Linked DNA regions of Homo sapiens: region 2 is linked to region 1. Evidence: chromatin loops called from intact Hi-C (ENCODE). Cell type or tissue: CD4-positive, alpha-beta T cell. All regions are shown on one strand. Links, peaks and the distances in the headings refer to the core of each region. The heading gives the core; the rest is flanking DNA. Region 1 overlaps GLB1 (galactosidase beta 1). Region 2 overlaps GLB1 (galactosidase beta 1).

What was found. Hi-C counts contacts between places; a loop is a spot of excess contacts. Peaks named below come from ENCODE experiments on the same cell type or tissue, not always from the same donor. Only the 100,000 strongest peaks of a DNase experiment are listed, where the experiment ranks them.
Region 2: a loop joins it to region 1, with 7 times the contacts of the local background. A loop is called at or near these places in 10 of 110 quality-filtered maps.

Annotation. Positions count from the first base shown.
Region 1 is chr3:33,018,733-33,029,659 of GRCh38, forward strand. GLB1 (galactosidase beta 1) reads right to left here. Exons shown (of 16, transcript NM_000404.4): 11 at 5,519-5,593; 12 at 2,834-2,923. Among named protein-coding and RNA genes, the nearest start is that of CCR4, 73 kb to the left of the region's middle. In CD4-positive, alpha-beta T cell, for the core only: CTCF peaks have their summits at 4,796 and 5,013; a DNase peak (open chromatin) is centred at 4,649; H3K4me3 peaks cover 1,412 bases; H3K27ac peaks cover 432 bases.
Region 2 is chr3:33,069,858-33,080,784 of GRCh38, forward strand. It overlaps GLB1 (galactosidase beta 1), which reads right to left. Exons shown (of 16, transcript NM_000404.4): 2 at 2,687-2,856. It also overlaps the pseudogene SUMO2P10. Among named protein-coding and RNA genes, the nearest start is that of GLB1, 22 kb to the right of the region's middle. In CD4-positive, alpha-beta T cell, for the core only: a CTCF peak has its summit at 4,794 (motif pointing left); a DNase peak (open chromatin) is centred at 4,784.

The DNA of each region.
Region 1 (10,927 bases), core at 437-8,436:
TCATCGAATATCTATCATAATAGTAAACTGCAAGGAACCATGAACAGTGTCTTATCAAGCATCCCTTTCCCATAAGAGGAACCTGGACCCTGAATGGGTTAAGTTACTTGCCCAGGGTCATACAGGGGATTATATCATACATAGCAAAAGTTATGGATGTTAGCTCCAAAAACAAAACTAAGTAAAACCAACAAAAAAACAAGGCAAACAAACAGCAAAGCCAAGAGATGAAGTTCTGCTCAGCAAAACTGTCTCCAAGTTCATGGGCTAAATCTGCTTTAACATACAAAACAAAAGGCAATGAGCTGGGTGCAGTGGCATGCACCTGTAGTCTCAGTTACTTGGGGAGGATCTCTTGAGCCCAGGAGTTTGAGGCTAGTCCGGGCAACATAGCAAGACCTCATCTCTAATAATAATAATAATAACAACAAAGTCCATCAGAACTGTTTTAAGTGGAGGAACGGGGGAAAGAAACAGTTAAGAGACTAGATTGTAACCAACCACTAAGTCAGAAAATATTTTTAGATGCTGACATCCCTGGTCCAAAAGGAAAGCCTCAAACAATCAGCCTCAGCAGTAACGGAATTATTCACAGATTATAGTTATTGACATAATAATCCACAGAATTATAGTTATTGACTTTGCTTATTTACTTCCTGCTGTGGACATTATTAGCAGGGCTGAGCTGGGACATAAATCCAGTTATGGAACAGAATGCAAATAGAGATCCAGCATGGAACAGAGAAAAGTTTCCCTACTTCTAGGGCCCAGAAAGAAAGAAAGTAAACTTCAGGCAAGTGGAAAGGTGACTGGGAGGAGCTGAGGAGAGCACTAATCCACCTTCCTGTGTTGCAGGAATGAGCTGAGCACAAGAAATGCTACTAAGACCACACAAACCTTCTAGCGCAAGAACACCTCCCGCCCAGGCTCCACATCTCCATCTCCTTCTGGTTCATTTATTTACTTATTTTGAAAACTAGCTAAAGTGGTAAGTTTCCTCAAGGGCTGAGGAAAGCTTTGTCAAGGGCTTCCAGAAGGAGGGGTAGAAGCTGTGATGCTCCCCAGGCAGGTGTGGCTGAGGCTCAGGGGATCCCTGCAGAGACAGTAGGCTGAGCCCCACTCCCTGAAGTCTGTGCCCTTTGGGGTTTTTTGCTGGAAATAGATATTCTGTGGACTTGCCCCAGATCTGAAAGAGCCAGGGCCCAGGAAGCCCCACCCAATCTGAGAGCACTACCTTGGCCAAAGATCAGAAAGCAGAAGGGGTCTGAGAAAGAACAATGGCTGCACGTGTTCATATAGTAACCTGGAACTCCCTCCCCAGGCTACACGTGCTCTGGGATCATTGTCTGAAGTGCTCAACAGCTCTGCTAAGTGCAGGTAAGTTCCATTTATAGATGTGGGTGCTAGGACTGCAGAGTACCCTATACAACGTTCATGAAACAGTGAATGTGTGTGTGGTGGGGGGACTTAATTATTCATTTTATTGCAAAATAGAATTGTTGGAATAAAATCACAGGTGTAAAAACAGGAACTGACAGCAAACTTCACTAAACTAAGATTAGATATGCTGTTATTATTTTGCCTTACTGTTCAGACTCCTTCCAGAAGGTGGTTGCCACAGAAAATCAGAAAGGAGGACGTGGATAACCTTCCATTTCAAAACATGGGGCTGAGATCCTAAGTGATGAAGCTTAACATTGCAGTTAAGGGACAAGCTGGTCTCACGGGCATCCTGCTATCATTCCCTGAGAAGGACATATCACCTTTGTTGTGTTCATGTCCAAAATGTCTTACTGAATCTAATTAGTGAGGCAAAGTCTACAAACACCCCGACCTTTTCAAAAATGTCCATGTCATGAGAGAGAGACTTAGGAACAGTTTCAGACGGAAGAAGACTAAGGAGAATATAATTAATGTGTGATTATGGATTGGAAACTGGATTGAGAAAAGATTAAGCTGTAAAGGACGTTATTGCAATGACCAGGGACACTTGACTATAGAATTTATATTAGATAATAGGATTGCATCAATATTAAATTTCTCATGTGTGATCATTGTATTGTGGTTCTGCAGGATAATGTTCTTTTTCTTAAAAGATGTATGCTGTGGAGTGACATGGTGCTGATAACTCAAATGGTTAGAAAAAGAAAAGCAGTTGACTACATACACAGAGAGAAAAAGGCAATTAAAGCACTGTTAACAATTGGTGAATCTAGGTAAAAAGCATATGGGTGTTTATTGTACTATTCTTGCAACTTTTTTTGGATTTAAAATTTTCCAAAACAAAATGCTGGGAAAAACTTTAAAAAAATAAAGATGAGGCAGTGTCTGGAGATCAAACACATACACATATACAAACACTGAAAAAAAAAAAAAAAAAGATGTGCTCTGTTCTCTTCAAAAGCAGGAAAAAGAATCTCAAAGAACCTAGTCTACCAAAAAACACAGTCCTTATGCCATTGAACTAAGAACAAATAATTAAACTGTCTGTTTTGAGTATTAAAACAGTGATCTTCCACTGATGCCTAGTAATAAAGATTAATTAGATTGGTCAGTGAACTCAATTTATAACTTGTACAGAATTATGTTGAAGCAGGTTGGGCTACCTCCTGTATGAGTGAGAAGAAGTGGGGCAAAAAATATAGGCATGATCAGCCCACCACGCAGCACTTCAAGCTAAAGAGAGCCTGGAAATTCATGGTTCATTTACCTGGGATCTGATGCATTTGCTTACCATTTTGGCCCCTGAATTCAGAATGGGCACTGCAAGGCAGTGCAGAAAGCACACTTTTGCAAGTAGAAAAAAGGCGAGGCATTACCTTTGAAGGCCTACCTGTTTCACCTGGATAAATGTCAAGGGATAAAGGCTTTTGATGGGCCCAGAGGGACACAGAATGTCCAGAGCTGCTCCCACTGTCTTTAACTGAAAAGAAACAAAAGCAGCATTCACACACTGCACCCCTCACTGGTCATCAGGTTACAGAGTCATTCCCTAATTATCAAAGACATCAGTGGGTTTGACCAAACCCCTAAATAAACCTAAATCATTCAAATTCCACTCAGTATTGCTTCCCAGTCTCCTTCAGTCCTCTCCATCTACTCCCTAACTCCTGATGAAAACTATGAATGATAGTAGTCTTAAAAAGGTTTCAAACATACCTATTCGGAAGTCCAACCTGCTCAGAGACCTATAAAAGATTCTTAAAATGAATGAAAACGAAGGCTCAGATGCTGCCTCCTTATAAACCCTCTCTGAACACCCCCGAGTAAAACAACTAAGAAGTAAAAGTAGTAACCAGAGGCCAGTTACATTCAACTAAGATTAGACATGCTATTATTATATCACCTTAATATTTAATACTTCCTAGTTACTTCACCCTCCTCTGAACTTGTGTGTGGCATATCTTCCATGCCTGTATCACTTTTCAGTTGCTCATCTTTGTCTTCCTCACCAGACTGTCAGCTCCTTAAGGATAAGATATGTTCCATTCTCAGCCCCAATGCCCAGAACATAGTAAATGCCTGGTAAGTATTTATTATATTCAATACAAAGGATTGTGTATTCTTGCAACCCAGGATACTTATTCTGATGCAATAACAACAATAATAATAACAGCTACCAGTCATTGCCTGTCTACACACTCCAGATGAGATACAGCGTTTTACATGCACTAGCTCATTGAATACTCACAGCTACCCTGTGAGGCAGGTACTACTGTCCCTGTGTTGTGGAGACTCACAGAAGTCCACTTGAGTAATGACAGAGCCAGGATTTGTAGTTAGATTTGGCTCCAAACCCCAGGATTTTCCATGACTATAATACTGGTTAGGATTTTTTTTTTTTTTTTTTTGAGAGAGTCTCACTCTGTCACCCAGGCTGGTAGGCTGGAGTGCAGTGGCGTAATCTTGGCTCACTGTAACCTCCTCCTCCCAGGTTCAAGTGATTCTCCTGCCTCAACCTCCTGAGCAGGCATGTGTCACCATGCCTGGCTAATTTTTGTATTTTTAGTAGAGACGGGGTTTCACCATGTTGGCCAGGCTGGTCTTGAACTCCTGACCTCAGGTGATCCTCCCGCCTCGGCCTCCCAAAGTACTGGGATTACAGGCGTGAGCCACCATGCCCAGCCCAGTTAGGAATTTCATAAACACTTCCCATGGTTACCTTGCTGATGTGCAGCATCAAGGAAAAAAATCTCATTTACAATTTCATCAAGCCAGCTACTCATATGGGTGTTTTCCCACCTGAACACTAAGAAATTCAACTCACGGTAAAAACTTATTTTCTATATAACTGTGTTCTACATAAACTTAATTCAGTTATATGCTGATTTGCTATCTTCAACTGTATATATTTATTTAAAAATAAAAAGTCATTTCTGCTCACACAATTTTCCTTCACGGTAAACAGAATGTGCTTTTGGTAATAAGCTAGCTTGGTTTTAGCAATGTTGTTGTTTTGAACATTTGGAGCTATTTTCTGTTGCATAAAAATAGATTTGTCATGGCTCTGAAACAAACAAACCAAAGTTTTCCTTAAGTAGCTGTAGCAATGAACAAGTAGAAGGTGCTCCCTTTACAAGAGTGACTGAAGTCTGATTAATCTAAAGAAAGATCCTTATCAGACAGAAAGACCACATTCTTTGTAGAATGTAGCACAGGTATCTGACACTAGGTGGAAAATGTTATAAGAACTCAACCAACCAACCATGTCAAAGGGCTTCTTGGATGGAAAAATTACATAATCATGTTTGGCATTTTGCTTGAAGATAAAAACTTACGATACTATTTTAGGATATCGAGATTCTTAAGAAATAGGTAACGGTTCTTTTTTTTTTTTCTTGTGAGTTAATACATGTAGGAGTTAGGGATTATAAAAGGGGAAAACCTGAAGACACAGATGGTCAAAACAAATTGACTTTGGCTATGTCACTCCTCTGACTATTAAGTAAAACCTCTCTTCTTTTTCGCTTTTCCTAGAATACATTGCCCTTAACTCCTATTTATGATTGATTTCTAGCTTTTCCCCCAGTGTCCCCATTTAACGTATAAACCACAGACCATAAAAATTAGGACATGACTTTGAGATGGAGGTAAGTATATAATTTAGGGCAGAGGTCTATCAAAATGCCTGTGATTTTGGGGAACTCCTAAAAAAGGTAAATACGACAAAGAGCCTTGGCAGCCATAACAATGAGGTGGCATGTTATTTCCACAAAGGCACTTGACACTGTTTAAACCACTGATAAAGGAACCAAGATGACCCAAATGATCCAAGAATGCCTACTACTCCCACCCATGTCTCATCTGCTCATCCTGTCAACAGGCATGAGTATCTTCTCACCTCTCTCTCCCCATTTTCCCAGAAACATCATTTACCCCATTAGGCTTGCAGAAAACAAATTCGCAGAAAAATAACGAACCAATTCCTCCAGCACAGCACTTTCACTCACTGCTACTAAATTCCACTTTCTCACTCCCATCTCTCACTTTCAAAGTTTCTGTTATTTTTTTTTCTTACCTTTTCCAAAGTGACCTTTCCATATGCAAACTTTGGTGTAGATGGAGGGATAGGACCTTCTGGTACTTTTTCAAACTATAAACCAGAGTAGAAAAAGAGAGAAAAGAAAAAAAGTTGGTAAACCTTCAGAAACATATTCATAAAATTTATTATTTGAAAGCAAGGTCAAAGACTCAACAGTGCCACTGCTTTTTTGGAAAATCAAAGGAACTAGAGACTTCTTCCAAAGCAGGATCTGGTAAATTTTTTACCTCTAAGTGTATGTCTGTGTTTTAAGCTTCAGGAATATCCAAATAATTATAAACCGAAAGACCTCAAAACAAAAGAGCAAAAACAAGTAGAGAGAATGAGGGTAAACAGCAGAAGGCTAGGGGAGTGGGAGGAAAAAAGGAAACAGGTACGTGACAGACTCTGAAGGGAGACAGCCTATCATAGGAAAAATATTAATCTTATTGCTAAAGTTCTGTATCAATGTTAAATTTACTGTGGTTACAAGAGAGAATACTTCTCCATATTGTTATGAAACATATAACGAAGTATTTAAAGGTAAAGGCCGTGATGTATGCAATCCTCCAATGATTTAGAAAACACACACACAGACAGAGAGAGAGAAGAAACAAGTCTATGCACGAGTGATGAAGCATGTAGAGTAAAATGTTGACACAGATAAGTCCGGGTGGAGAATATACAAATCCTCTTTTTTTTTTTTTTTGAGACGAAGTCTCGGTCTTGTTGCCCAGGCTGGAGTGCAATGGCACGATCTCAGCTCACCGCAACCTCTGCCTCCCGGGTTCAAGTGATTCTCCTGCTTCAGCCTCCCGAGTAGCTGGGACTACAAGCATGCACCACCACACCTGGCTAATTTTGTATTTTTAGTAGAGATGGGGTTTCTCCATGTTGGTCAGGCTGGTCTCGAACTCCTGATCTCAGGTGATCCGCCCGCCTCAGCCTCCCAAAGTGCTCGGATTACAGGCGTGAGCCAGCGCGCCTGGCCACAAATCCTCTTTTTTTAAACTACTTTTATTCTTGTAACTTTTTTGAAAGTCTGAAACTATTTTTCAAAATAAATCCTTATTAAATGTTAAATATTATATCTGGACATATACACATGCACACACATATATGTGCATGTATGTATACAATTATGGAGTAAGAAGATCTGGGAGAAAGTCCCACGTCTTAGAAATGTCTGTAGCCATCCGGCTTTTCAAGTAGAGTGTACTGTGAGTTCTCAAGATCCTTCTATTTCTTTCTTTCCTTCTTTTTTTTTTGGTTTCCCTTTCTAAAAGTCACAATGCTGGCAGCATCGCCTCTTTGTAGCCCGGAGCAGCTGCTGCCATCACGCTGGCTGTGGCGGAAGGAGGTCGTGGGCCGTGGCGGTGGGAGCAGCTGCTGCCATCACGCTGGCTGTGGCGGAAGGAGGTCGTGGGCCGTGGCGGTGGGAGCAGCTGCTGCCATCACGCTGGCTGTGGCGGAAGGAGGTCGTGGGCCGTGGCGGTGGGAGCAGCTGCAGGGCCAGTAGTGGCGGCGGAGAGGACCCCTGTGCCCCATGTCCCCGAGGCAGCTGACTGTGCCGTCCCCAGCCTCACGGGGCCAGGCAGGACCCACTCCCAGGCCCGGAGCCTCTGCCGCTGTTGACCCTGGCCCCGCGTCACTGCTCTTGCCTTGCTGCTGCTGTGGAAAGGGTGCAGCAGGAAGGAGGTGGTCAGTCCCTGAAGCCCGCCACGATGGGACTGGGCCGAGTCACCCGCTGGTGGGGGAGCAGCGTGGTTGGGCACGGAGGGGCGGACAGAGAAGGGCCCCGAGGTAGAGCTGTGCCCGGGGCAGTGCCACGATCCATGGAGCCAAGCAGGAGCTGGGCGTGGCTGCAGCTACCAAGCTGCAGCTGCAGACGGAAACATCTCTGCACTCTTGGGGATCCAGGAAGGTCCCCCTCCCCCAAAAGGCTAAGAGGTGTCTGCTCCCGCTGCCTAGCCTCTCTCTTCTCCCAGCGCCACTCCGACCTCGGAGCAAGGATGGGGCTGAGCCCACGTGCTGTCGCACGCTGGCTGGGTGTGCAAACGTTCAGGGTAGCACTGACATGCCAGCCCCCTGCCACCTCAGCCCCCTCTGGACTTTGGGCACCGATGAGCACAGGAGGGAGGCCGAGGGGGTGCTGAGGGCAGCTCAGCACTGGCCTGTAGGCGTCCCTTGGCACAAACAGCCCGGGCGCCATGAATGGTGGCAGAAGGTAGACAGGCTCCTGGGTGGAAGGGGGCGAGTCCCTGGTGAAGCCCCACCTTCAAGCTGGGGAGGGCCCGAAGCCTGGGGTTCGGGCCACTAGTCTCATGGACCAGAGGGGTAACTTGTGGTGCTTTTCCCTGGGCCTGCCAATGGCCGCCATGGTCCAAGCAGCACCTCCTCCCCACTGAAGCCCATAACAACTGCTGGCTCAGCAAGACCAGAAGATGGAGAGACAAGGGGAGACAATCAGCTGCAGAGAGAAACTATCCTCTCTGCTGAGAGGATGGAGGGAGGATGGGACAATCTACCCACAGAGAGGCACTACCCTCTCTGCTGAGAGCTGAACACTCGCTGGGACACCCTGGCTATGGAGACAAGCTATCCACTGTGGGCCTCCTCTGAGCTGTTCTATCGCTCAATAAAGCTACTCTTCATCTTGCTCACCCTCCACTTGTCTGTATACCTCATTCTTCCTGGATGTAGGACAAGAACTCAAGATCCGCTGAATGGTGAGGCTAAAAGAGCTGTAACACAAATAGGGCTGAAACATGCCCCTTGCTCACCACGTTGTGGGGGAAAAGGAGAGAAGAGCTATGGTCCTTTGGGGAGCCCAGACCTGGGAGCTACCCGAGCTGGGGCTGTGACTCTCTCTTTGGGGCCCTGTGGTTCCTGGCATCTCCAAGCTTCTGGGCACTATTGCATACCCTGATGCCAGCCAGAGAAGCTGTCTGCAGTGCACCTGGTCCAGCTGCAGCCTTGCAGAGGGCTGGCGCCTGTGCGGGCAACCTGGAGCTGCTCACCCTGCAGCAGCAGCAGCCAGCGTGTCTGACCGTGCACAGTGGCTCAACCCCACGCTTGCTCACACACCCCTTGCCGCTTTATGCCTGACTTGCCCTTGGCAGGTATGGGATCCAGGCAGGAAGCATGAACCGAGTGCAGCCTGCCAGGCCGAGTGGGCAGAACGAACCCAGTGGGCCCGAGCAAAACTCGGGCAAAGGCGCCACAGGCCACAGAGGTTTCCAGCCAGAAAAGTGACACCCGGCTCACGCCTATATTCCCAGCACTTTGGGAGGCCGAGGCAGGCAGATCACTTGAGGTCAGGAGTTCAAGACCAGCCTGGCCAACGTGGTGAAACCCCATCTCTACTAAAAATACAAAATTAGCCAGGCATGGTGGCACATGCCTGTAGTCTCAGCTACTTGGGAGGCTGAGACATGAAAATCGCTTGAACCTGAGAGGCGGAGGTTGCAGTGAGCTGAGATTGCACCACTGCACTCCAGCCTGGGTGACAGAGTGAGATTCTATCTCAAAAAATAAAATATAAAATAAAATAAATAAAAAGAGGAGGACAAAAGACTGTTATAGTGAAAAGCAACAGTCCCCTGCCTCACTTTTCTCTTAGTTCTTTCAGAGGAAGCCATTTAAAAATTATCATTTTTTATTATTTTGTTTTGAGATAGGCTGTTGCCCAGGCTGAAGTACAGTGGCACAATCACGGCTCACTGCAGCCTCAACCTCCTGAGTTCCAGTGATCCTCCTGTCTCAGCCTCCTGAGTAGCTGGGACTATAGGCATGCACCACCATGACCTGCTAATTTTTATTTTTATTTTTGTAGAAATGGGGTCTCACTATGTTGCCTAGCCTGGTCTCGAACTCCTGAACTCAAGCGATCCTCCCACCTTGGCCTACCAAAGTGCTGGAATTACAGGTGTGAGCTACCACGCCCAGCACATTTTAAGATTATTTAATTGTTCCTATTTTTGCTTCTTCTGGTCTCTAAGTAATATATGTGTACTGCTTTTTCTTATCATTGATTTCTTTAACACATGAGAGTACAGCCCAGAAGATAAAGAAAGTTTATCTTCCTTTCTTGCTATTATGGTTATATCACCATTTTCAGCTTCTCTCCTAGTTATCTTTGTACCTTTAAAATAATATCCTTATATCTTTATTTATTAGTTCCATCAATTAGCATATTACCCTATGTCGCCTCTTTTTTCTCGTTTTGTTTTTTTGAGATGGAGTCTCAAACTTCATGTCTATAGCATTATCCTTTTAAATTTTTATTTTTTAAAAGTAACACTCTGAGTGTGGGGTGACTAGGTCAAAGGATATGAGTATAAGACTCTTAAAATAGTGTATACTCACATTTTCATCAAGTATCCATACTTGCTTATGTCATTTACCCAAAAATTTTTTTTTTTTTTTTGATACGGAGTTTCGCTCTTGTTGCCCAGGCTGGAGTGCAATGGCACAATCTCGGCTCACTGCAACCTCCACCTCCCAGGTTCCAGCGATTCTCCTGCCTCAGCCTCCCGAGTAGCTGGGATTACAGGCATGCACCACCACGCCTGGCTAATTTTTTGTATTTTTAGTAGAAACGGGTTTTCTCCATGTTGGTCAGGCTGGTCTCAAACTCCTGACCTCAGGTGATCCGCCCGCCTCGGCCTAAGTGCTGGGATTACAGGCGTGAGCCACTGCGCCTGGTCATCATTTACCCAATTTTCTATGTAGATCTTGATATTCTGATCAGTGATATTAGCTCATTATAATACAGATATTAAGCTTTCATCTGTCTATCCCATTTACTACAATTTTCTAACTTTTCATTTTAATATTGATGATTTTCATTGATACTAGTTTGATTATCATATAGCAAAATCCTCATCTTTACCTTAGCTAATTAATGTTTCAGAAAAGAAATGAACAAATATACCAAAATGCTATACTTCTAAACCATTATTTTTCCATAATAATTTGTGCTTTAATCATACTTTTCAGAGCAATCAGAAATGTTGCTTCTCATACTTAACCGGACACATTCAACACGGGAAGCTGCTCTTTTCCCTGTGGAATCCACTAGATTCAATGGTGACCAGCTTTTCCTTCACCAAGACCTCTAATGTTTTCATACATTCATCCAACAAACTCTTATTAAGAAAGTACTCTGTGTCAGGTCCTATGCTTGGTACTAGACTTATAAACCTATTCCAGAGAGTGAGAAATGTGTATAAATCAGTTATATTAATACACCACAAAAAGTAGTATTTTCACTAGTAAAGACACGGAATCAACCTAAATGACAATCAATGGTAGACTGGATAAAGAAAATGTGGCATATATACACCATGGAATACTATGCAGCCATAAAAAAGAAACAAGATCATGTCCTTTGCAGCAACATGG
Region 2 (10,927 bases), core at 1,123-9,122, 52 kb after region 1:
GTTATACAGGTAAATTGCGTGTCATGGGGGTTTGGTGTACAGATTATTTAGTCACCCAGATAATCTGCCTAGTACACGATAGGGGAACTCACCCTCCTCCCACCCTCCACCCTCAAGTAGGCCCCATTGTCTGTTGTTCCCTTCTTTGTGTCCATATGTACTCGATGTTTAGCTACCACTTATAAGTGAGAACATGTGGTATTTGGTTTTCTGTCCCTGTGTTTGCTCAGGATAATAGCCTCCAGCTGCATCCAGTTTGCTGTAAAGGACATGATCTCATTCTTTTTTGTGATTTTTGTAGTATTCCATGGTGTATATGTACCACATTTTCTTTATCCAGTTAAATAAATTTCTGACATATGTCCATTATATACTTGTTTGTAAGTCAGGTTTTTAGCTTTTTGTAATTATATTTTGCATAAATAATTGAATTGAGGTGCTCTGTGGAAGGGGAAAGAGCTCAAAAATCCAGTATCCTACATAAATTTCTAAACTGTCTATAGAGAAAGATATGGTGTAGAACCATAAACCACAGGACACATAGACCTTCCCGCTTGGCAGCCTCTTGGGAGGGGCCTTGTTATGAATTTTTACAGCAGCTCCCCAAGCTAGTCAGACTTCATGGGGACACTTCTTAAAATCAACAACAACAACAGAAAACTCCAGAGTTATATCAGCACTAATTCCTATTACATAAAAATTATAGCTGGGCACAGTAGCTCTCTTCTGTAATCCCTGCACTCTGGGAGGCCAAAGCAGTAGGATCGCTTGAGTCCAGGAGTTGAAGACCACCATGGGAAACATAGTGAGACCTCATCTCTAAAAACAAAGCAAAACAAAAAAATTAGCTGGTGTGGTAGCAGTGCCTGTAATCCCAACTACTCAGGAGGCTGAGGTGGGAGGATCACCTGAGCCCACTTTAAGGTTTCAGTGAACTATGATTGAGCCACTACATTCCAGCCAGGTGACAGAGCAAGACCCCAGCTCTAAAAAATTGTTTTAATAAATAAAAATAAAAATTATATATGTCCATGTGAGGCTTAGGAAAAATAAGAATATTTTGCTGAAAAGTAGTAAGAGACATATTTATTTTTTGAAGAAATAATTTTTAGTACGTGTAGGAAAAACTCCAAGCCCTAGATCCTCTGACAAAAGATTTTGTCAGGAATCATGTGGCAGGAGGTAAAATGACAAAACCTTCTACCAGCTCCTCTGTCTACCTACAGACAGCATGGGATACAAAGTTAAATATGGAGCCATCCATTACCATCACAAAGCTCTCTTTGAAGACCCTGGGTTGTGTCATTTTGCGTGTGTGTGATCCCATGATTTCAGGGTTCCCTGGAACAGTCTTGGTCTTCCAGAACTCACTGTCGGAATTATAAACAGGTGAACTTGGGTTCACTCTGCCAGTGGCCTTAGAACCAGAATAATGAGCGCATTCTCCCTAAGTATCTATCTTCGGAATCTGCCTCTGGGTTTTCTCACTCTTCATCTTTGAGAAGTTATCAGCAATCCACATCAGCACTGCAAGAGCCAGAGCAGCCAGCCACACCAACTTTCTTGCCTGTTAGTTAGTTACTTTGCAATAGCAAAAGAGATGCAGAGAGATAGCTATTGGGATAATTCTACACCCTGAAGTTATACAATTACCGCAGCAGAACCACAAAGCCAAACTGGGTTTCAGAAATCTACCTAAGCACAAGGCTTATTCTGTTATTGGGGCTCAGAAAACAATACCCCAAAGTATGGCACCTTGGCATGCTAAGTACTTTGAACTAAAGGAGATCGGAAGGCCTTAGAAGCAAATCTTCTTTCTCTGGCCTTCTCCTGCTCTTCTGTTGCCCACCCCTCCTTCTCCCCTGAAGCAAGTCAAACCAGAATTCATCTTCCCCCAGTGTGGGTCATAGAAATTAGAACCCCTCTCTCCCAAAGCAAGCCAGAAAACCTAGAAAGGTCACCTCTCCCTTCTCCCTTCTAGACCCTCATTGCAGAGGGGTCCTGCTCCATACCCAGAAGGAAGGAATGCCACCCAGAAAGGCCAAGAAGAATCTGTTGAGGCAGGCCTTGAGGGTTTCCCACTTCAGTCCACCACCATTAGGTCAGAACCTTTCATGGAATCTAAGTGTAAAAAGTTTTCCTTGGGTCTTCTTTTCTGAAGACTCTCATGTCAGATAAAACTTACATATCTGTTATGCTTTTCTCCTGTTAACCTAGCTTTTTGTATGACTACAGCCATACCTGTGCTACAGCTGCCTGCATGCCTTCCCTTCCCTTCAAATACTAGCTGAACCTCTGACCAAAGATATGGCCTTGGGCAAATTTCAGTTTCACCAGCTATAAACAGGAACAATAATACCTATCTCGAGGAAATGGAATCATTAGTATAAAGTGCCCTGTATCTGGTAAGTGCTCAATCATTGTTACTTCTGTTTGCTTCCCCCATCCTTTTCCTTTTTAAGCTATTTATTTAATGATTTCTGATGATTAAAATTGAAGATTGGAAGAAGTAGTTAATTATTTGAAAAAGGGCCAGTCCGGCTCATGACAAGCCCCTCCCAGAACATCACACTGGACCATTTCCCATTTCTGAGCAATAAAATAGCCACCCTGAGAAATACAGTTGTATCTTCTCTCCAGAGTGGGTGTTCAGGCCTAGGTGAGAGCCACATGCCCTCCTACTTACGTCTGGATGGCGTTCAGCCCAGCCATCTTCATCTTCAGCAGCCGGTCCTTCCAGTAGAAGCGGGGCACACGGGAGTAGTGAATGCTTCCTGAGATGTAGCGAAATGGCTGGCCATCCTTGAGGAAGGAGTCCCGGCTATAGTCAATTTCAAACATCCTCTGGGTGGCATTCTACAGAGCAAGGATGGGGTCACATGAGAACTTCCACCTTCTGCATTTCAGAAGCCGATCCTTTGAGAGTAGCAAGTGACTCTCTGCCTATTGAATTTGTATAATGTGCTGATGGACTTAATGCTTGTTTTCTGAGCTATCATACAAACCATTGCTAAGCCAGGTCCACCAGGGGTACTCAGGTAAGAGAAATCATCTAAGAGGATCCACATGCAGGATTCCATAAGGCTTAGCTTCTAGAGGCCAGCACTGAGCTGACAATCAGTGGCTGAGATGATATTCCACTGTGCTGTTCATGGGGCTGGGGAACATCACACACACACACGCATGCACGCACACACGCCATTGTTGCTGTGACCTGCCTGAGCACTGGATGCACCTCAACAACAATGTCACTGGGATAACCAAGACCCATTAACAAAATTCTAAGTGTAAAATACAGGGCAAAAAGCAATGGATTAAAACTCCAGAGCCTGACGCCCCATCCTAGATATTGCTCTGAATCCCATAGTGACCTGGATAAGTCCCATCTCTAACCCTACCTCTCTTCATCCATAACTATCCAGGGTATTAGACTAAAAGAACTTTAAGGCATTTAAGGCAATATTTGTAAAATTGTGGGCCATGACCTGATTTGTGAATAATAAACTCATTTTTGGTGGCAATAAGCATCTTTTAAAAATGAAAGAATTGTCCAGGCATGATGGCTCACACCTGTAATCCCAGAACTTTGGGAGGCCAAGGCAGGTGGATCACCTGAGGTCAGGAGTTCAAGACCAGCCTGGCCAACATGGTGAAACCCCATCTCTACCAAAAATACAAAAATTAGCCGGGCATGGTGGTGCACGTCTATAATCCCAGCTACTTGGGAGGCTGAGACACGAGAATCGCTTGAACCCGGGAAGCGGAGGTTGCAGTGAGCTGAGATCACACCACTGCACTCCAGCCTGGGCGACAGAGCGAGACTCTGTCTCAAAAAAATAATAAAATAAATAAAAATAAAAATCAAAGAATAGCAGGCACCGTTGCTTATGCCTATAATGCTAGCACTTTGAGAGGCCAAGGTTGGAGGATCACTTGAGCTAAGGAGTTCAAGACCAGCCTAGGCAATTCAGCGAGGCCTCGTCTCTACAAAAAAACAAACAAACAAACAAACAAAAATTAAGCAGGCTTGGTGGCACACGCCTATGCTCCCAGCTACTTGGGAGGCTGAGGTGGGAGGACTGCTTGAGCCCAGAAGGTTGAGAGTGCAGTGAACCGTGTTCATGCCACTGCACTGCAGCCTGGGTGACAGAGCAAGACATTGTCTCAAAAAAAAAAAAAAAAGGCAAGAAAGAAAATAGAGGCTGGGTGCGGTGGCTCACGCCTGTAATCCCTGCACTTTGGGAGGCTGAGGCAGGTGGATCACGAGGTCAGGAGATCGAAAGCATCCTGGCCAACATGGTGAAACCCCGTCTCTACCAAAAATTAAAAAAAAAAATAGCTACTCGGGAGATTGGGGCAGGAGCATCCCTGGAACCGGAGAGGTGGAGGTTGCGGTGAGCCGAGATCATGCCACTGTACTCCAGCCAGGTGACAGAGCGAGACTCCGTCAAAAGAAAGAACGAGAAAGAAGGAAGGAAGGAAGGAAGGAAGGAAGGAAGGAAGGAAGGAAGGAAGGAAGGAAGGAAGGAAGGAAGAAAGAAAGAAAGAAAGAATATTACACATAGTAAAGTATTACTTTATAAAACTTTTGTTATATATACATATGTGGAGTTGTATATGTACGCATGTATATTTGGTTGCAATGTAAGATTTATTTCTACCAAGCACGATTTTAAGAAACACTGTTTTGGGGTCACTTCAGGAGCTAAAATGTTAGGATTTTGAAAGGCAAGACCTCAACGGGTGGTGGGGGTGGGGGTTCGACTGTTAAGCCGAGTGGAACACTGCCCTCTGGTGGATAAGGCAGCAACAGGCCACAGGAGCCAAGAGAACCAGGGTTTTAAGAAGCCAACTAACTAGTGCTTTCCATTATGGGTCAGATTCCTTGTGCATCTTTAGGCTTTCAAAGGTCACAATACTAGCTCTAGTCACAGTAGCATCATAGTCCATGGTGGCTTTGGGGGTTGCCCTTGAAGCTGTATTTGGAAGCAACTGTGGCAGCATGAGTCCTAGATCACACATGCCTGAAATCCAACTGGCGAGCGGAAGTTAAACAACTCAGAGAAGAATTCATAGGGGCAAATGGAGAGCTTCACTGTAAGTGAATTACATCTCAATAAAGCTAAATAAACACAAACAACTAAGAATCATTTTTAAAAGGGCAAGTGTCAATTTAACATCACTTTATTCTTCTAGTAAATAAGGTTTTAATTTCTGTTCAAAGGAAAAGTCCCCTAAACTCACAAAAATAGAAAAATTATTTCTTACACCAGGTGTCTCAATGGATGCTCTTGAAAACATTCTCATAGTATATACATGGCTAAGTGTCAAATAAGTGTTCCTCACAAGTTTCCTAAGTTCAAAGGTGGCCCATGAGGTGGGAACATTCATTAGACAGGTAGAAAGGAGGCCAAGCAACTACTGGCAGAATTCGGAAAAGGGTAGAGCTGTTTGAAATCCACCTGTCTAAGTGAAAAAGTTCAGAGGAGCAGGAGATAAGGCTGGGAAAAAATGATGGTGGGAGACAATGGAATCTGGCCTTTGTCCCATACATGGTGGGACACTGTCTCTACCCTCCAATGACCTCAGTCTAGTCTAAATATCTCCCTACCATCCATTTACAAATATAGTATTACCAAGCACCTCTTACGTGCTGAGTAATCACAGACAAGAACCACACAGATGTGGCCACAACCCATATGGAGCTTCCATCTAGCCTAGAAGAAACCCAAGGGTTAACACAGTGAGGTCGAGGCGGTAAAGTAAGGGTTAGAGCAGAATGCTGCAGCAGAAATAAATGGCAGGGAACCCAGGCATGGCAGGGTTGAGGGGAGGGGCAAGGGCAAGTTTCTCAAAGGAAGAAACACCCCAAACTGTGTTTCTCAATCTTGGCTGCACAGCAAAATCATCTACGCAAGCTTTTAAAAATAGCAAAGTTCTTTGGGAGGCCAAGGCAGGTGGATCACGAGGTCGGGAGATCGAGACCATCCTAGCTAACACAGTGAAATCCCATCTCTACTAAAAATACAAAAAAAAAATTAGCCGGGCGTGGTGGTAGGTGCCTGTAGTCCCAGCTACACAGGAGGCTGAGGCAGGAGAATGGCGTGAACCTGGGAGGCGGAGCTTGCAGTGAGCCGAGATTGTGCCACTGCACTCCAGCCTGGGCGACAGTGCGAGACTCTGTCTCAAAAAAAAAAAAAAAAAGCAAAGTTGACCTCACCCCCAGACATTCATGTTTTAATTGGTCTTGGGAGGAACCCAGACATTGGAATTTCTTAAAGCTGCCTAGATGATGTAATGTGCAGCCAAGGTTGAGAACCACTGGCCTGAGCCAAGGCCTAGGATAAAGCGAAGTTAGCCATGGGGGAAGGTGACACAGATGGAGAAAACTGCGTGTGAGGCCTGGGGGAGGGAGGGCAGGACTACAGGCCAGGAGCCACAGAGCCTCAATATAGTTGAAACATGGCAGCTGCTGAGGCAGAGGAGGAGGCCAGGGCCAGATCGAATGAGCCCTGAAGTCCAGATTCAAGGGCCCGGATTTTATGCTGAGAGCCATGGAGAGCAACTGAAATGAAAGAATGATAGGACCAGATATGTGTTTTCAAATGTTTGGCTTTTTCCTGAATGGGCAAAAAAGGCAGAAGAGATGTGGCTATGGCCCACGGTGGTGACAATGAGGTGGGCAGGAGGCAGAAGGAGGACATTCCAGGATGGTGGCCAGTTAGATGTGAGGCACAGGCGCGAACCTGAAGAGGCTCCCACTGTTCTTGGGGAGAAATCTGAGTGTCAAAATGAGAGACAGAGAGAGCGAGCATGTGAGAGACTTAAGAGATATATCAATTTAAAAAATATGACTACGTGTATATTAACACCTATCAGTTCATCGTAATTTACAGGGAGAAAAAATTCATTGGTCACTTTTGGAGACTGCTAGAGTACCAACTCATTACTATGAAAAGTGATAAATACAGAGAAAGAGTCAAGCAGTTTACTTCCCCTTCACATAAAAACTGTATTTCAGGGTTATCAAAACATTGACAATGGAAAATTCTCCACTGGATCCCAGTTAATTAAATACAGAAGGGCCCGGACACAATGGCTCATGCCTGTAATCCCAGCAATTTGGGAGGCCAAGGCAGGAGAATTGCTAGAGCCCAGGAGTTCAAGACCAGTCTGGGGAACATGGCGAGACCCTGTCTCTATAAAAAAAAAAATTAAAATTAGTGTCTCCCTCACCCACTGCTGCCGCCTCCTTCTTCTCCCACTCCTGTTGCTGCTTGCGTGCTCATTCGGTGCAGTCTTGGTACCTCTTTTGTGAAGCGGCAGCTGAGACTTAGGCGCTTGCCGTGGCAGATGAAAAGCCCAAGGAAGGAATCGAGACTGAGAACAAAGATCATATTAATTTGAAGGTGGCAGGGCAGGAGGGTTCTGTGGTGCAGTTTAGGATTAAGAGGCATACACCACTTAGTAAACTAATGAAAGCCTGTTGTGAACGATAGGGATGGTCAATGAGACAGATCAGATTCCAATTTGACAGGCAACCAATCAATGAAAGAGACACACCTGCTCAGTTGGAAATGGAGGATGAAGATACAACCGATATGTTCCAACAGCAGTCAGGGGGTGTCTACTAAAAAGGGAACCTCCCACTTCACTCCAGAACTCTGTTCTTTACAGACCAAGATCACATTCTCAAATAGAAAACTGCAATTTGGTTCCACCACATCCTGACTACTACAGTATAGTTTTCTCTATTCTTTCATTTCCCCCTTCCCCATTCCTTTATTGTACATAAAGTAACTGGTAAATGTGCACAAGTATATTACTTTTTTTTTTTTAACTAAACAGCCAATGGTACGTTTTGATTGATATCAAGTGGAGATGAGATGGGGAAAAATACCGATTCTGTAAAAATACTCCCTTTTCTTCATTAGTGGCATGCTCATTCAGCTCTTATCTTTATATTTCAGTAAGTTATTTTGCTGTTTTAACAAAAAAAAAACATAAAAATCCTTGCATACTTTATTCAATTGTAGAATGTTAATGTTTTTCATTTATCATTGTAAAACCAAGGACAATTTTATAACTTTGTTGTACATAGTTGTTAAATGTAGGGCAATTTGTCTTTAAGTAGGGATAAATTAGTCTAAAAAAAAAAAGGAATCCTAGATAGTTTTTCCTTCAAGTCAAGAAGCTTGTTGTTTAAACTTCTTGTTTAAAATAAATAAACAAACAAAATTAGCTGGTGTGGTGGCAGGCACTGGTAGTCTTAGCTACTCAGGAGGCTGAGGCAGGAAGATTGCTCGAGCCCAGGAGGTCAAGGCGATGGTGAGATGTGATAGGGCCACTGCAGTCCAGCCTGGGTGACAGAGAGGGACCCTGTCTCAAAATAACAATAAATGCAGAAGGAATAAAAGCATCTGAAAACACCTTTTCCCCAACACTTAGTGAAATGGATTTAAGCTATAATCATCAATAGATGCTAAAACCATTAGAAACACTGATGGAAATTGTGTGAAGGATTGGGCATATTTTTTGTGCTCCATCTGCTCAATTTCAGCCTCAAAAAAAGTCGAATAGCCAGACATTATGTCTCTCATGTTATGATTTAACACGAAGTACAGTCTCATCTAGAAAGTAGTCCTCATTATTGAATCAAAATCACAATTGAACCCGAATCTAATAATACCATAAGGAAGCAATAAGCCAAATCCAAAATGTGGGACATTTTAAAAGTCCAATGATTCAGTTGTTCCAACAAATCAATGGTATTAAAAGAAAGAAAGGGAGTATTATTTGGAAATGAAAGAACTTCAGAGGAATAATGGCCTAATGATTGCATTAGATCATTATATGTGATATGATATGTGTAATAAGGTATGGTACAATATTCGTAATATGAAATGATACGATATTCATTAGGTCAGTGTGAACCTGGTTTGGATCCTAATTCTTTTATTTTTATTACTTTTTATTTACTATTATAATTTTTTAAGATTTTTTGGATACAGGGTCTTGCTCCGTCACCCAGGCTGGAGTGCAATGGCTCAATCATATCTCATGGCAGTCTTGAACTCCTGGGTTCAAGCGATTCTCCTGCTTCAGCAAACTATGGCATATGTATATGATAGACTACTACTCAGCAATAAAAAAGAACAAACTACTGGTATTTGTAATAATGTAAATAAATCTCAAAAATGTTGAGAGAAAGAAGCCTTACACAATTGGGTTCATACTGCATGAACCTATTTATATGAAGTCCTGGGAAAGGCAAATCTAATCTATGGTGGAAGAAAAAATCAGAATAGTTAACTCTGGGAGAGTAGAGGTAGGTATTGCCTGGGAAGGGACGTGAGGGAACTTTCTGGGGTAATGGTAATTAATATTCCATAGCTAGATAAGGGTTTTGGATTATGCAGGTGTAGGCATTTGTTAAAACTCATCAAATGGTACGTTTAAGATATGTGCATTTCATTGTATGTAAATTTTACCTTGGAAGAAAAAGGGGCTACTAACAAACACTGACTGCTAGTTAATGATATGCCTACTGAAGTATTTATTTTAGCAAGAGGAGGGCATTGATATCTGCAACTTATTTTGAAATACATTCAAAAAATAAGATGAATTGATAGATGGAGGAATGGACTGATAGTAATATGTTAATGGTATAATCTTTCAACCCTCTCTGAAAAATTTTCCTAGCAAAATGTTGACACAAATAAAAATGCAGACTGATAAAATGAATTATGGTTTATATTGTATGTGTATTGTACATGCATGTTTGTATATATACAAATACACATACATGATCAAATGTTACGCAGCTCTGGAGAGTATGTAGCCCTTGCCATTGTGAAATGATCTCCGATGGATATCCCAGCACTTTGGGAGGGATATAGGGTGAAAAGAGAAGGCAGAGGAGAGAGTTTTTTGTTTTTGAGTCAGGGTCTTTCTTGCTCAGTTGCTCTGGCTGGAGTGCAGCAGCATGATCATGGCTCACTGCAGCCTTGACCTCCTGGGCTCAAGCGATCCTCCCACCTCTGTTCCCAAGTAGATGGGACCACAGGGGTGCGCCACCATGCTCAGTTAATAATTTTCAAATTTTCTGTAGAGATAGGATCTCACTATGTTGCCCAGGCTGGTCTCCAACTGCTGGCCTCAAGCAATCCTCCCACCTCACGATCGCAAAGTTCTGGGATTACTGGCGTGAGCCACTGTGCCCAGCCTGAAAACTGTTTTTTTTTGTTTGTTTGTTTGTTTTTTGAGATGGAGTTTCACTCTTGTGGCCCAGGCTGGAGTGCAATGGCACAGTCTCAGCTCACTGCAACCTCCGCCTCCCCAGTTCAAGCAATTCTCCTGCCTCAGCCTCCTGCCCCCACACCCGGCTAATTTTTGTATTTTTAGTAGAGACGGGGTTTCACCACGTTGGCCAGGCTGGTTTGGAGCTCCTGACCTCAGGTAATCCGCCGCCTCGGCTTCCCAAAGTGCTGGGATTACAGACGTGAGCCACCGCGCCTGGTCTTTAAAAGTTTTTAAAAACATGCCTACATCAGCTGTAGCTCTGTGAATGGTCTTGTGCAAGCTCAGTATGCTTTGTGCTGATTGTCTCAACTCACACTCAGATCTCATGTCTTTTTGCCTTTCTGCCCCAACACTGGGGGAATGGGTTCAGCCCAGAAGTCCAGGAGCACCAGGCAGTCCATGCCCCTGAGGGCAACCTTCAGCCAATGAGGGACAAAGAGGGTGGAGAACTGCATTCTCTTGTTTTTTAGGCAAATAATTCTGGAGACACTTTGTGCACTTTTCAGGAGGTCTCAGAAGAATCATGTCCCGGTTCCCAGAGTGATAACTACAATATGCATTCTGACCCAGGCTGTCCCTTCTTTCCACCTGTCCCTTGCTCCTATGCTCTTGGATCACTTCTCAA